Linked DNA regions of Homo sapiens: region 1 is linked to region 2. The links are chromatin loops, found by intact Hi-C in ENCODE. Cell type or tissue: natural killer cell. All regions are shown on one strand. Each heading gives the region's core, and the rest is flanking DNA. Links, peaks and the distances in the headings are about the cores only.

Region 1 (8,344 bases), core at 284-8,283, 49 kb after region 2:
TTGGGCCATATGTAAATCAGACCCTGCCTCCTCAAGCCGGTCTATAAAATCTGGTGCGCTTTGCTGCAGGCCGGAAGTCCACTCAGGCAACCCTCTCCCTCACAGGAGAGAGAGCTATTTTCCTTTCTCTTTCTTTTGCCTATTAAACCTCCACTTCTAAACCTACTTCTTGTGTGTCCACATACTCAATTTCCTTGGCATGAGACGACAAAACCCAAGTATTTACCCCAGACAGACGACACTGCTTCATTATAAGTGATAAATTTATTAGTTAAAATTGCTATATTAAGAAATATAGCACATTTTAAGGCTGCTGATGCACAGTGCAATAACTGCCATATACAAATAGGACACCAATTATACTTAGAGCCCAGGCACAGAGACTCACACCTGTAATCCCAGCACTTTAGGCTCCCAGGGCAGGTGGATCACTTGAAGTCAGAGGTTTAAGATCAGCCTGACCAAAATGGTGAAACCCCATCTCCACTAAAAATATGAACTTTTTTTTTTAGTAGAAAAAAACTTTTTTCTATTAGTAGGCATGGTGGTGCACTCCTGTAACCCTACAAGGGTGAGTTAAGAGAATTGCTTGAACCCAGGAGGCAGAGGATGCAGTGAGTTGAGATCACATCACTCCAGCCTGGGTGACAGAGTGAGACCCCGTCTCAAAAAAAAAAAAAAAAAGTATTACAAAGCTCTTGTTTCCCTGCACTTACCATTTATGAATAGTTCAATGAAATATGTTATTTTTAAAAACATTTTCCATTTTGGTATGTAAAAAACTGGCATCTCATTATTTTAATATGCATTTTAGTAACTAGGTAACTTGGTTTTATATATGTTTAGTGTATTACTTTTTGAATTGCCTAGTCATGTCTTCTGCTTATTTTGCTATTCAATTATTTAATATTTTAGTGATTCATATGAGCTCCCCATTATAGTAACCATTTGTCCAAAATTATTATATATATATATCTCCATTCAGATTCCAGTGTTCATTCTCAATGTTTTTGAGAGAAAAGGACTTCCTCCCCTCTAAAGATTTCCACTCTCTAAAGAGCTTAAACAAGTACCAATTACTCAAACACAATTAGGGAAGTTTAAACATTATCTAATTGAACTTTATTTGTGGAAAATAAATGTTCTTACCTTTCCATTATTATTTAACCATGTATAGAAAGGAGCCCATACATTCTAGGCTGATAAATCTCTTTTTAAAAAGGGAAAATGTATTCTGTCAAAGAGGGGACCAAATTCCAAGTTCACACTGCACTTTGCTAAACACATTGCCTTTGTGTTGGCTGTGTTCTCTCTGAAACACAGAGCTGCTCACATGACAGCCCTGTTCCAAAACATTTGATGGCTCATAGCAGCCAGCACAACCGACCCCCCATTCATTTTTCCAAGGTCAACACCTCTTATTATCACAACTCTATGCAACACTTCCAAACTCTATTCTCTACTCACACTCCACTTCTTGTCCTACTCGGTCCTCAAGTAAGCCTCATATTTTTATACTCCAAGGCCTATACTTAAACTGTTTTTTTCCTAAATGTACATTTTCCCATTCCCACATCTTTCTTTTCCACATGGCAAACCCTGCACATTTGAGAGCATTACTTTCTCTTTCCACTTGAATGTTCTCCACTTGTTCTTGCTGATTGTGAGGCACTGGTGAGTTTTAGAACTGGAATCATATTTTATCCATCTTTGCAGTTCTAGAGCCTTGCGCTGGGGTAATTGTCAAAAAATGGTTCCCAATGCAAACTTGCTGATGGTGATATTCAACAGATGAGAAAATGAGCCAGAATGCCTGTCTACTAATCCAGATGGTTTTTCACTATTATTTTGCTAAAACTCCCCCATTGTCATTAGCAAAATAACAATGATAATAATGATACTAGTACTAAATACACAAAATAAGTCAGTTATAATTGAGCTGGTAGCATGCATGACTTAAATTCTCTATTTATTGCTAGTTTCAAGATAGTCCTCATCCACAGATAGGAAAAAACAGGAAACAGACCCTCAAGTGCTTATCACAGTGCAAAATCTTCCAATTCCATAACTTGCTCAGGCACCCTCATAAAATAAACAAGGCACACTGGTGACCCCCATCTCAGACACACTCTAAGAGAGATAGAAGGTCTTCCTCTTTACTGTCCTCCAGTACACTTGACTCCTCCTGCTTCAAAAACAACAATAACAAAATAATATCTCCCAGAGGCTATCACACTTGAACTTGGACAAATTTTTAGATTTGATTAGTAATTAGGTCAATACAGTTGTTGCCCTTACTTGACTCATATCACATGTTATAAACCTCTTGGGATCACCCCAATACAAATTCCGAGGCAAAACCTTGAGTTTCTATGTTATGTAAAATAACAATAACCTCTTATAACACAAAACAATGGACCTGTTCTCAAGGCATTGGCCCTACCCAAAGAAAACTAAATTTCCCAAACACTTATGAAGTTTACAGCTTCAAGTCTCTTCAAAAGTAAGCTACATATGAGTCTTTGAACAGGGCTCAGCACTTTCAGTGAGGTTAAAAGTCAGTGTCCACAAGGAAGGTTTTAAAAGGCAGAAGAGTCCCCCACCAGCCACCACACAGAAGACCATCAGAATGTTAGAGTCCACGCCCACTTCTCCACTTCTAGGACATCTCCCACCATGTGAAAGACCATCTCCATTCCACAGCCTAGCCTTTCCAATAAGAACATGGTAACAATTCAGTCTTTGGCAGGATTTGTCCAAAGTTTCATTCTAGTTTGCCACTGGATCTCACTCTGTCAACCTTCTGCTTTAGTGTCTTGTTGACCTCCCCTTTTCTAAGGGCACACAAATCCCAGTCAGTTCTTTCATGTACTACCACCACCTCTGCAAGCCCCTCCCTCCGCAAAACATCCCTCTCACTTCCTGACCATCACAGAAGTGAAGGTCTAACTTATATTGTCAAATACTAGCTAGAATGTGCTGTAATCTATTTCTGGAAGCCAGAACCCTGTGCTGGCACACTTCTTTTTCTCTCTTGGTGTGCCCATCTTTTCCCTTGATGTGCCTCACAGGGAGGACTATGCACAGAGGAGGTTTTCAGTTAGTATTTGTTTGGTGAATGGATCATGACTCTATGGCGGGTAGTCTGGAAGGGGTCAGAAGCACAGCCCTAGAGACACACTTAACAGTTTGAGTTCTAATAGCTGGCCGCCTCCCTGGGTCTCTATTTCCTCATTTGAATCCTGAGGATAATAATTACATCTACATCTCTGTGTAAAAGAGTTGTTGTGATGAATGAATGAGATGTCACAAGAAAAAAAAATTAGGATGCTGGTAGCTAGTGCTCAATAATTGTTAGATCTTCTGACTTCTGCTCCTACTGCTATCATGCTGAGTGTGTTTCTACATAAACTAACAACAAACAAAGGGTAAAAATTAAAGTATAACTTTAGATTCTTGACTTGTCAAACTGGAGACCTATTGGGGTAATAAGTCTAGCACAGGCAGAAGAGAAAATGAAATACTTAATTTCTGGTTTATCTGATTTAAAGCAAATACAGGCAGGTCTGGCTAAGAAATGATTTTCACCAAAATTTGTCTGTAACTTGGATGCTGTAGGTTAAACTTATTTAAAAATAGTCTAGACAGATTCATTTGTAATATAAGCATGTTGTAGTTTCTGATGTTTCAGACTGGATTTCTGTTTGTTTGTTTGTTTGTTTGTCTATTTATTTATTTTTGAGATGGAGTTTCACTCTGTCCCCCAGGCTGGAGTACAGTAGTGCAATCTTGGCTCGCTGCAACCTCCGTCTCCCAGGTTCAAGCAAGTCTCCAGCCTCAGCCTCCCGAGTAGCTGGGATTACAGGTGCCTGCCGCCGTGCTCAGCTGATTTTTGTATTTTTAGTAGAGATGAGGTTTTGGCATGTTGGCCAGGCTGATCTCAAACTCCTGACCTCAGGTGATCTACCTGCCTCAGCCTCCCAAAGTGCTGGGATTACAGGCGTGAGCCACTGTGCCCAGCCAGGATTTCTGTGTTTTTAGTTTTTTTGAAGAGACACAAGAGACAGCAGTAGCTACTATCAGACTTCTTAGAGACAAGCTGGTCCAATGAGATTTTACAAAATTTCATTTACTGCCAGGCGTGGTGGCTCGTGCCTGTAATCCCAGCACTTTGGGAGGCCGAGGTGGGCAGATCACCTGAAGTTAAGAGCTTGAAACCAGCCTGGCCAACATGGTGAAACCCTGTCTCTACTGAAAATACACAAGTTAGCTAGGCATGGTGGCAGGCGCCTGTAATTACAGCTACTTGGGAGGGTGAGGCAGGAGAATCGCTTGAACATGGGAGGCAGAGGTTTCCCTGAGCCGAGATCACCCCACTGCACTCCAGCCTGGGTGACAGAATGAGACTCGTCTCAAAAAAAAAAAAAAATCACTTACTATAAAGGTAATAATGAAATAAATCAGAATCTATAAACATAAGAATTTGATCAGTGCTAACCACTCCACTTTCCCAATATACATATACTTCTCCCTTTTTTTTGAGCATAACGCAAAACAAACACGTGGCCACCCACCATCTACTCTCCAGTGCAGAACAGATAAATGAAGGTACAAAGCAAGCTTCAGAACACACAGACCACCATGCTCACCCCATCTAAATCTAGAGCTGCTTTTAAAAAGAGGCAAAATCAATGAGAAACTGAGAAAGTGAGTGGCTATTCTGTTCTCAGCACTTACTGTCAGAGGAAGATGAAACATGCACACACACTCTCTCATTCTAAGGCAGAACATCCACTTTTCTGAGGAAAAGGTGATTTTACAGCATGTAACCCAATGCCACATTCTTAGCAAGATGACAGTGGTTGTTTTGTTTTGTTTTGTTTTGTTTTTTGGAACGGAGTCTCGGTCTGTCACCCAGGCTGGAGTGCAATGATGTGATCTCCACTCACTGCAACCTCCACCTCCCAGGTTCAATTGATTCTCCTGCCTCAGCCTCCCGAGTAGCCAGGATTACAGGTGCACACCACCATGGCTGGCTAATTTTTTGTATTTTTAGTAGAGATGGGGTTTTGCCACGTTAGTCAGGCTTGTCACGAACTCCTGACCTCAAGTGATTCACCTGCCTTGGCCTCCCAAAGTGCTGGGATTACAGGTGTGAGCCACTGCGCCTAACCAACAGTGGTTTTGAGTGTGCAAAGAATGAGCATATCACAGACACCCTTAAGACACATTACATGGCCTGGCTTACCTGATACAATTTTTAATTTCTCTGAAGTAAACTCACTAAAATTCGAAAACATGTATTTCTTTATTCACTTATTTCATTAATTTTCTCAGGGACTTACAGAAAATATATTCAACTTTCATTCACTTAATCTTACCACAATAGATGGTCTAACATATTTAGAAGACAGCTGTATGTAACACATGCCCATACCCCAAAGCATAGCAAATTCAACACACCAGGGCCTTGAGGAAGCCAACACTATAATAGTGCAAATACACAAATATTTTTTAAAAATTCATCACCCAACAGACAGCATGTGTGGTCACCACTATCCTGCATTCTTTAAAATAAGTAGCTATGCATGGCTTATCCAAAAGTTAGCTTATATATGCTCATCACCAAAAATTGGTTCTAAACATACTATTGATTTCAATCTTGGATATTCACACAAGGCAATTATCTGGTAAGTTATATTTATAAATAACATATAATTAGGCTTCTAAACCCACACATATGGTTGGGTCACAGTGAGGCAAAGCACTCTGAGTTATTTGTAGAGTACCTTAAAATTTAAATTTTCAAAAATCACACTTAAGCTTAGTTTTAGAAGTATTCTCTTTAGCATCTCTTCACCAAGCTATTCCAATTTTAAAAAATGAGGAGTAGGGAGGGCTTTTTAATGTTTGATTCCTTCCTATTCAGTTTATCTTATCTAATAGAGAGATGAAATAAAGTGTGGTGTCTCTCTTAATAGAATTTATGGTTGTGGTTATTCAGAAATATCCATGCTCCCAAGCAAGAGATGAAAAATCACATTCTCTCCAAAATGGAGAGACCAGTGCTCCCTGGGGCCCAAAGGGATGTTCAGGTTGCATCTGTCAGGATTGACACCACAAAAGAGAACCTTCTTTGGAGCACAGTGGGGGTTACCTGAGGTTTTGGTAAGTTGTTTAGATGACATCAGAGACAAGCATTGCCCAAAATGAGAGTCCCAATAAGACTTCCATGTGAGATTGTCTTAAGAGGATTGTGGCCCAGTTCACACATAAGAGGATGGCTGTGCAGCCCAAGGAGACAGATATCTTCTCTCAGGAGCAGAAATCTTCATGTAAAAGATGTCCACTTGCTGAGTAGTTGAAGCATGCCCCGATAGAATTCTCTGGGGATCAGATTGCACACTGTCTCCTAAGTTGAATAAAGCAGAGAACAACATGTCTGCACAACAGCTTCTAGCATGTACCAACTCAGCAGAAAACACATCACAATCTATCTTGTTCCAAAAAGATTTTATTTGTCATGGGAAAGAAAATGAATTAGCCTGGGCGTGGTGGCTTACGCCTGTAATCCCAGCACTTTGGGAGGCCGAGACGGGTGGTTCACAAGGTCAGAAGTTCCAGACCAGCCTGGCCACAATGGTGAAACCCTGTCTCTACTAGAAATACAAAAATTAGCTGGGCATGGTGGCAGGTGCCTGTAATCCCAGCTACTTGGGAGGCTGAGGAAGGAGAATTGCTTGAACCTGGGAGGTGGAGGTTGCAGTGAGCCGAGATTGTGCCACTGCACTCCAGCCTGGGCGACAGAGCGAGACTCTGTTTCAAAAAAAAAAGAAGTGAATGAATATAGTAGGAACCCAAGGGCTGTCGAGGGGTAGGTAGTAAGTCTGCCATCACCAAATGTATTTAAGTGCTGGTTAGACAATCACTCTGTGGGAATAAGTTTCACTCTTTGCAAAAGGGGTAAAATAGATCTTTTTCTTTGGCACCCACAGATCTAGTGAAGATCCTAGCATACAGTAGATACACAGCAACTTTCGTTTACTAAATAAACTTTATTTTCACACAGATTACTGGTAAGCAAAATATTGATATAATGCTAAGACATTAAGGGTATCAGAAGACCACTCATGTTCTTTATGGGGTTCCAATTAAGAAATAAGTTGAAAAATCAGTCAATGAAAGGAGTTCTGATGCTCTTAAGTAGCATAAGATCTACTCTGATGGACTTAAGCCATTGTAAAAGTCCCAGCTTGGTGCCTATCAAAAGCCTCTTTCCATGAATGTTATGCTTACAAGTCAAACAGATAAAGCATCACTAAAGCAAACATAAACTACAAAGCTCTTAAAATTTAGGTGTACATTTCATTTGAAAATTATTCAAAAGCTCAAGCCATCTATAAGAAATGTCTTCTTTGCCTGTTAGTATCAAGAAATTAAAAAGAAAGAAGAAAAAGGAGAAGTGGGCAGTAGGAAACCATTTAATTATTTTAATAGGTAAGAAAATGACATTGAATTTTCACTGTTACATGAGTACTTTTTATGCTTCATCCATGCCAGGTACATAACTTTTAACCAACTAAAACACATTACAAGTAGAGAAAAAGCTAAAAACATGAAAAACATGTGCATAACTCTATAAAGGGTAGAAAACATGCTGTGTTCATAAACATTGCTTAATCCAACATTCCAGTATCAGTGAGGCATCAGCATCCACCCAGCTATAAAAGCCAAGATCGGAAAGTCATCCATCCCTTCCCAACACCATTCTATTGGCAAGCTTTTCCTACCTCTTAATTCTCTATCAAATCCATCTGAGCTCCCATCTTTACTGCCACGATGCTCCAGGCCACCACTAGTTTTCAAAATTTTCATAAACTAGCCTTCTAACTGATCTCCTTCCAAAGAGAAGGCCAATTATTATTTCCTCTTACCAGGGGAAAAATAGTCCCTAACATGCAAATATCATTATGCTGCTTTTTTTTTTTTTTTTTTTTTTTTTTTTTTTTTTTTGAGATGGAGTTTCACTCTTGTTGCCCAGGCTGGAGTGCAATGGTGCGATCTCGGCTCACCACAACCTCCGCCTCCCAGATTCAAGTGATTTTCCTGCCTCAGCCTCCCGAGTAGCTAGGATTACAGGTATGTGCAACCACACCCAGCTAATTGTGTATTTTTAGTAGAGACGGGGTTTCTCTATGTTGGTCTGGCTGGTCTCGAACTCCCGACCTCAGGTGATGTGCCTGCCTCAGCCTCCCAAAGTGCTGTGATTACAGGCCTGAGCCACCGTGCCCAGCTAATCATCATGCTGCTTTTTGGGCCAACACTTTTCACAGCTTTCCACAGT
Region 2 (8,344 bases), core at 319-8,318:
GTAAAACCCTCCCAATCTCCTTCCTTCTTAACCTTAACTGCATCTGCCTGTGGGTCCCCAGCTTTCTAGGGCTCTGTAGCCTCAGTATAAAGGATTCTTTCATGGCTGGGGTGCACAGGCTGGGACACCTGCAGGGGAGGCTCCCTAGAAAGAATTAACTGGACCTTTAATAACATCCTTTTGCAGGCTCAATATTAGCCCTAGCTTGGAGTCACCAGGCTAAAGATTTGATTTCTATGTCAAAGGTATTCACTTGGTTTTTGAAAGTAACTGTTTGAAAAATCCAGCACAATTACTCAAACATGGTGTTACTGTAAGGAAAGGAATTTATACGCTGCTTACACTTCACACTTCAATAAGAAAAGTAAAAGTATTTATTCCTTTCAGATAATAAATGTATTATTTTATTATTTCCATTAATAATCATGTAGTAAACAACTAGTCATATGGGAACACTTCTAAGTGGTACCAAGTTTCACCTCATAAAATTTAGCATGAAACTCAGAAATCAGGCCGGGTGTGGTGGCTCACGCCTGTAATCCCAGCACTTTGGGAGGCTGAGGCGGGCGGATCACGAGGTCAGGAGATCGAGACCATCCTGGCTAACACGGTGAAACCCCGTCTCTACTAAAAAAATATATAAAAAATTAGCCAGGCGTGGTGGCGGGCGCCTGTAGTCCCAGCTACTTGGGAGGCTGAGGCAGGAGAATGGCGTGAACCCGGGAGGTGGAGCTTGCAGTGAGCTGAGATTGTGCCACTGCACTCCAGCCTGGGCAACAAGCAAGACTCCGTCTCAAAAAAAAAAAAAAAAAAAAAAGAAACTCAGAAATCAAAATAATGGGATCTAGAACAGAGATAGTGTCACAAACTTACCCTGCAAAAAAAGAAACTGATGTTTTCATGAATCTATGTAACTCACCAATTAGCTACAACATTTTCTTGTGGAAATGTATTCATTTTCTAAAACCAAAATAAAAGAGTGATTTTCCCTATAATTTTCCTTGGTAGCTAGTAATCTAAAAGCTAAGCCTTGAAATTCTGTTTGAAATCACTCAGCCATAAAAAATACACCTGAGAAAATTGTTAAACTCACTCTGGGAAAGAAAAAAGTAAATGAGAATTATTAACAAATGGAATATATGATTACATATTAATTTTTTTAACCCACCTCTTTTATGTCCTTTTTAATTATTTTTTTCTACCTGTCAAGCCCTACTTAATAAAATGCAATTTACAGTTTAAAAACTGAGGTCAGGCTGGGTACCATGGTTCACGCTTGTAATCCCAGCACTTTGGGAGGCTGAGGCGGGTGGAACACCTGAGGTCAGGAGTTTGACACCAACCTGGCCAACATGGTGAAACCCAGTCTCTACTAAAAATACAAAAATTAGCTGGGCGTGGTGGTGTGCGCCTGTAATCCCAGCTACTCCGGAGGCTGAGGCAGAAGAATCGCTTGAACCCAGGAGGTGGAGGTTGCTGTGAGCTGAGAGCGCACCACTGCACTCTAGCCTGGGCAATAGAGCAAGACTCGGTCTTGGTTAAAAAAATAAAATAAAATAACTGAGGTCAAAATAAGTAAACAAATATTTTCACAGTGACAAATTTATGGTGTGGCAGTGCTGATTAAAAAACAGATGTGCCTGACTCATGTGTCAAGTCAGGCCATCCAATCGCTTAAGAGATTCTCACCCCCCATCCTGCTCACTTAAGTGCTCAATAACCTGTCTCTCAGGAGACATTGCACTATGCCCCAGTGCGTGCCCCAGGTGCATTTTACTTTGCACCTGGGGTTAAGTTATTGAACCATCTCACTGGGGTCAGTTTTTGTTTGTTTTTTTGGAATACTATTTTTTCTTTCACAAATTTTTCACTATTTGTCTTTCACTATTTTTCCTCTGTTGTACTTCTTTCACAATTTTTCCTCTGTTGTATTTCTTTCACAATTTTTCTGCCCCTATACAGAATCCAGGGAGCAAAAATTATTTCTGTGTTTTCCCCTCAATACCAGCATCTGATTATCTGACCAGCAATGTGTCTACAAGAAATGGAATCTGGCTTGAAGACAATCTTAATGTCTCACGGGGTTAACTTTTCAAAAAAAATAGTATACCAGGAGATTCCTCTCAGCCCTAGGGCATCCATCTGCTCTTTCAAGAGGCTACACTCCATACCTCCAGTTTTCCTATTGGAGAAAATGACCCAGGACCTGAGAGTCACTAGACATTATAGCAGACAGCCATGGTGGGTATCTTGGTTCATCCCCAGACAGTACTGAAACCCAGGACCAGTAAAAAAGTAAATGATGGCTGAGAACACATCACCCCATAGTTTCCAAAGGGAAACCATGACCCAAAAACATTCTGACAAGATCTCTGTGCCTAGGGAAGATAAAAGAAAAAGAGGCACAGACTTTTTTACAATACAGTGTCTGTGGAACTTTCTTCTTATGGGAAATATTTACAAACAGAAAACAAATGTTTTAAAAAGTGCCATCCAATACTTTGTCATAATGATTAATAATGATTAATTAAAATGCAGTATCAAAAATGTATACTAAAGAACAAATAGTTGATCATGCAAATTAGGGAGGGGAAGTTGGCATTTGGGAATGTCACAAGGAACTGGAAATTTAGTATTTTACTGCAAGCCAGAGTTAGACTGAAGGATTAGGGGGTGGGGGGTAGACTTGAGACCCTGTTTGGGACACATGTGAAAAATGCAGGGTAAAATCTGTCCCCTGTGGAGTGTGAACATAATTAAATGGCAGGCAATTAGACTGAGGTGGCTCTAGCCCCTGGATTCCTACTTAAAAAAACAAAAATCTAACTCAAGTGCATTTTTTTGTCAATTACTATATTGGAGAAAGCAAAATTTAGGCAACTATAAACTGCCAATTAACCGCTGATTACATTATCAGGAAATTTTCACCTCGATCATACAAGTTGAGAAACTACGTAACTGTACCTAACCACTGATTTTCTTCATCATGCACCTTAAAATGACTTTTTTTTTTTTTGAAATGAAGTCTCGCTCTTGTCTCCCAGGCTGCAGTGCGATGGCGTGATCTCGGCTTACTGCAACCTCCGCCTCCCGGGTTCAAGGGATTCTCCTGCCTCGGCCCCCTGAGTAGCTGGGATTACAGGCGCCTGCCACCACCTCCGTCTAATTTTTGTATTTTTAGTTGAGACAGGGTTTCACCATGTTAGTCAGGCTGGTCTCGAACTCTTGACCTCAGGTGATCCACCCGCCTTGGTCTCCCAAAATGCTGGGATTACAGGCGTAAGCCACCGCGCCTGGCCTAAAATGACTTTTCTTTAAGTCCACCTGATGGAACATAAACTAGAAACCATAGCTTGGTGCTCTACAATTTTTGAATCACTCTTTGATTAAATTCTTTAATATTTTTCTGGTTACTCCCATAAATACTTTACAGGAGAAAAGAGTGACTGGGAACCCCACGGATCAAAGCTCTTCCCATTCATAAACCCCGCACCCCGAGTCAGGATTCTCCCGACTACCTTCTCGCGGTCCCTGCACAATCGGGGAGGGATGCGGCGCTGTAGGTGCAGAGCTGCCCAGAGAGGACTCCAGGCCAGGGCACAGTCACTGCGCAGGGAGGAGACAGGACGCCCGGGGTCACTGCTGTGAGCCGGGCCGCCATCTTATGGCTAAAGGGGGCTGAGGGCCGAGCTGAGCCAAGGAGAACTCAGTGGGGACGGGGGAGGTCCGTGGAATTTGGAGCCGACTTCGGGGAGGCCCGAGTCCCGCCACAGCCACTTCCTACCGGTTCCAACCAGCCCCCTCCCTCTCTCTCGGGATGTCGGACCCGTCACTCTCACCACTTCTAGGCTTCCAGGGGGTCCTGGCGTCTTAGCTGTGGATCTCCCAATACCTACAGGTCACAGGGACACAGAGGTTGGGCCTCTAGGAGCAGAGGACACAGAAAAGCGAAGAGAAGACCTGGAGCTCCAATGGTAGCGAGACAAAGGCCGCGCCAAATCCCGGAAGCCGTCCTGTCCGCTCCAGCTACGTGCCTGATTGGACGGTTCCTAGCCCAGCGATCCTGATTGGATAATGTTTAGGGCCCCACCCACTCAGGCCCTGAGTAGCGGAAGATGTGCTCAGATGCTGGGCTGAATGAAGACAGAGTGAAACCTAAGCTGCCGCCTTTTCAGGCAGGGCTTTTTCCTGAGCTGAGCCAGTCCCGCCCCAGAGGGCATTTGCATTTAACCATGCGTATAAGGTCATATGCATTTATAAATAATATATTATATGGCTATTCACAAATGCAAAGAATATAATAACCATTATTTAACAAATTCAGATTTTATGACCTTCCTGGCTTCTGGTTGTTGAGCAGGCAGCCTGGGATTTTAAAACGGAGGCAATCCTCTGAAATAAAATGTGAGCCACATGTGAATTTTACATTTTCTGGTAGCCAAACTTTAAAAAAAGAAGAAACAGGTGGAATTGATTGTAGCAATTTAATTAACTCACTATATTCAAAATATTATCATTTCAATATGTAAGAAATATTTATTACTAATAAAGTGTATATATATATATGGAAATAAATCTTTGAAACTAACTCTGTATTTTACCTTTCTAGAACATCGCAGTTCAGACCAGCCACATACCAGGCACTCAGTAGCCACACTTGGTCAATAGCTGCTACATTAAAGTGTAGCTTCGACGACAGGGGATGAAGATCCTGAAAAAATCTTTTCCGCCAGAGGTGAAGGAAGAGCCTCTCCCTACCAACATCTCTCTTCAGTTCCGAGGGTGGAACAGATACTGTCCATGTAAAAAGCAGAGGGCAGCAGGAATAAAATAATCACAGGTACATCATTGCTGGCCCACCTGTTGGTGTACCTGTGATTATTTTATTCCTAAGTTATAAACTAAAGATCTCTACATTGTAAGCTAAAGACTGTTGAAGTAAGAAACTAAATAATACACAAATACTTGCAAAGATATTTATTTGTAAATTGGCATAATTAATATTGTTAAATGTCTGTATTACACAAAATGATCTGCAGATATAATACAACCTTTATCAAAAACCAATGACTTTCTTCACAGAAACATTTAAAAACAATTCCAAAATTTATACGGTACTAGAAAAGACTCTCACTATGCAATAAAAAAAAATAAAAAAAAAAACAAACCCACAGCTGAGAACATTCCCCTACCAGACTTCAAAATATCCTGCAAAGGTATAGTAGCCAAAACTGTATGGTACTGGCTTAAAAATTAACTCATAGGTTAATGAAGCAGAATAGAGAGACCAGAAGTAAATCCATGCATTTACAATTAATTGATTTTAGATGAAGGTGACAAGTTATTAAAAAAAGAGAGTCTCTTCAATAAATGATGTTGGGAAAACTTTATATCCACATGAAAACAATAAAATAAGACCCTCATCTCATACCATGTATAGAACTCATCTAAAATGAATTAGAAACTTGAATTTAAGACTTGAAACTCTGAAACTTCTACAAGAAAAAATATTGTTAAAGCTTTATAACATGAGTCCGGGCAATGATGTTTTGGATTTAACCTCAAAATCCTAGAGAACAAATGTAAACATAGATAAATCAGATTATTTCAAATTAAAAAGCTATTACACATCAGCATTTGCAATCAAGAGAATAATAAGACAACTAAAATGTGTGAGAAAATATTTCCAAATTTTACATCTGACAAGAGGTTAAATATCAAAAATATATAAGAAACTCAAATGACTATACAACAAAGAAGACAACTATTAAAAATGAGCAAAAGGCCAAAATAGACATTTTTCAAAAAAGGACATACACATGACAAACATATCTTTAAAAAAAAGGTTCAATGTCAGTTATCTTCAGGGAAAGGCAAGCCAAAACATTGATAAGATATCAATTCACTCTTGCTAGAATGACTCTTATTAAAAAGAAAAAGATAACAAGTATTAGTAAATAGGGGAAAGAGAATGCTTAAACACTGTTGGTGTGAATATAAATCAGTAAAGCCATTATAAAAAACAGAATGAAGATTTCTCAAAAAGATTAACATAGTACTATCATATGATGCTGCAATTGCACTATTGGGTCTAAATCCCAAAACAAATAAAATACGTATGTTGAAGAGAAATCTGCACTACTATATTTATTGCAGAACTCTTCACAGATTCATAGTATAGAATCAGTCTAAGTGTCTATCATCCAATAAGTGAATAAAGACAATGTGGTATATATTTTTTGTTTGTATGTATTTTTTATATAAACATATATATAATATATATGTATATTTCAGGTTATATTTATAGTATATATATTTATATATATTGTGTATATACATATTTTGTGTATATGTATATACACAAAATAAGAAAATCCTGTCATTTGCAATCATATGGATGAACCTAGAGGAAATTATATTTGTTAAAGTAAGTCAAGCACAGAAAGATTAACACCTCATCATTTCACTGTTGTTCACTTATCTAAACAACTTGATGTTATTAAAGTAGAGAGTTTTGTGGTGGTTACCAGATTCTAATGTAATTAGAAGAAAGAAATGTATGTGGAGATGTCTGTGAAAAGATATATAATTACAGTTGGCTAGGAAAAATAAGTTCAAAAGGACTATTGTACAGAATAGTGACTATAGTTAGTAATGATATATTGCATTTTTAAAAAATGCTAGGACAGTCAATTTTATATGCTCTTGTCGCAAAAGTGTCAATGATGTGAGATAAAGCATTTGTTAATTACCTAGAATTAAGCATTGACAATGTATATATACTTTAAAACATCATGTTTTATGGATAAATACAGATTTTATGCATCAATTTAAAAACATATTTTTAAAAACATTATAGAAAAATGAAAGTGTTTCAAATGCTCTCTTTGTCATAAACTTAACTAAATCATATCAAAAGTATATAGTTTTAGTTTAGTTTTTTTTGTTGTTTTTTTTTGTTTTTTTTTGTTTTTGAGATGGAGTCTCATTCTGTCACGCAGGCTGGAGGGCAGTGTGCAATCTCGGCTCACTGCAACCTCCACCTCCCAAGTTCAAGCGATTCTCCTGCCTCAGCCTCCCAAGTAGTTGGGACTACAGGTGTGTGCCACCATGGCTGGCTAATTTTTTGTATTTTTAGTAGAAGCAGGGTTTCACCATGTTAGCCAGGCTGGTCTTGATCTCCTGACCTTGTGATCCACCCACCTCAGCCTCCCAAGGTGCTGGGATTACAGGCGTGAGCCACCGCACCCAGCCAGTTTTGTTTTTTAAATTTAATAACTATAGAAACTCTAATATTTACCAGCATATTCTAGACCCAGCACAGAACATGGGAAGAGCCAATGTACTCTAGGGCTTTTACTTTAAGCTTGAGGCATCTTGGAGTTTCTAGTGCTGATGGTAATGAGGCAGAAATTTAAAAATAAATATGCGTTCATTCACTCTAAGAAAAGTAACAGGCAAGGCAAGGGTTAAAAAGAAAACAATAACTGTTCCTCTGCTTAGCAGCTCACTTCAAGGACAGTTATAAGATAATGCTGTCTGGAAAGCCAAGGCCAAAGGAATGGGCTTCAGACACCACCCCCCTACCCGCTACCAGAACAACGTTGAAGGGAAAAAAAGAAGAGAAAGACAAATTCTTTTACTGTTACTCCTTTCCCTGGTTTCTTAAGCATGATTATGTTTTACAAATGTCTGTATTTAGCCAGTTCTTGTTTTTCTTTTGACGCAGCTACAAGGTCACTAGCTATGCAAGGCCACAAGTTATGCTAAGTCAACAGTTATGCTATAGATTACGTGACCTGTCATTGTATGATTAACTGCTTTTGTTTTGCCTCTGTAAGTTTGCTTATAAAAACCCTGCTCTGTATTTGTTCAAGACTCAGCTTTTTGAATGCAAATCCACTGAGCCAGTGCATACCTAAAATAAACAATCCTCCTGTTCTCCATATCGGTCTCACCATTCCTCAGTTTCCCGCAACAGTAATAGTATGAAAGACATTAAAAGGGCAGGTCTCATAATTAACTATTCTGTAAACACATTAAATAAATTTGCACCCAAAATCAGTGAGAAAATGTTTTAATTGAAAAGCTGCCACGATCTCCAATCTTGGCTACAGTTAGGTAACTAAAAACTGTAGGCCATAAGCTGCACCCAGTAAAATAAAAAAAATTGTAAGAGAAATTCTTCAAGATTGTAATCTCAATCTGGAAAGGAAAGATCATTTCAGATTTTAAATCCACAAGGTTATTCTATTATTTTTCCACACTTAACATTCACACTCAAACAGAAGATTTTACATGGAAAAATAAGCTGTGGTATATGTGTGTCACCAAAATCTTAATT

Evidence for each region. Hi-C counts contacts between places; a loop is a spot of excess contacts. Peaks named below come from ENCODE experiments on the same cell type or tissue, not always from the same donor. Only the 100,000 strongest peaks of a DNase experiment are listed, where the experiment ranks them.
Region 1: a loop joins it to region 2, with 3 times the contacts of the local background. A loop is called at or near these places in 2 of 110 quality-filtered maps.

Annotation. Positions count from the first base shown.
Region 1 is chr7:64,410,039-64,418,382 of GRCh38, reverse strand. LOC105375324 (a long non-coding RNA gene) reads right to left here. Exons shown (of 3, transcript XR_927599.2): 3 at 5,290-6,412. Among named protein-coding and RNA genes, the nearest start is that of ZNF736, 100 kb to the right of the region's middle. In natural killer cell, for the core only: no CTCF peak of the experiment used is centred there; no DNase peak of the experiment used is centred there.
Region 2 is chr7:64,459,508-64,467,851 of GRCh38, reverse strand. LOC124901658 (a long non-coding RNA gene) reads left to right here. Exons shown (of 2, transcript XR_007060358.1): 2 at 4,610-5,171. Among named protein-coding and RNA genes, the nearest start is that of ZNF680, 99 kb to the left of the region's middle. RefSeq lists a silencer at 5,014-5,169. In natural killer cell, for the core only: no CTCF peak of the experiment used is centred there; a DNase peak (open chromatin) is centred at 4,051.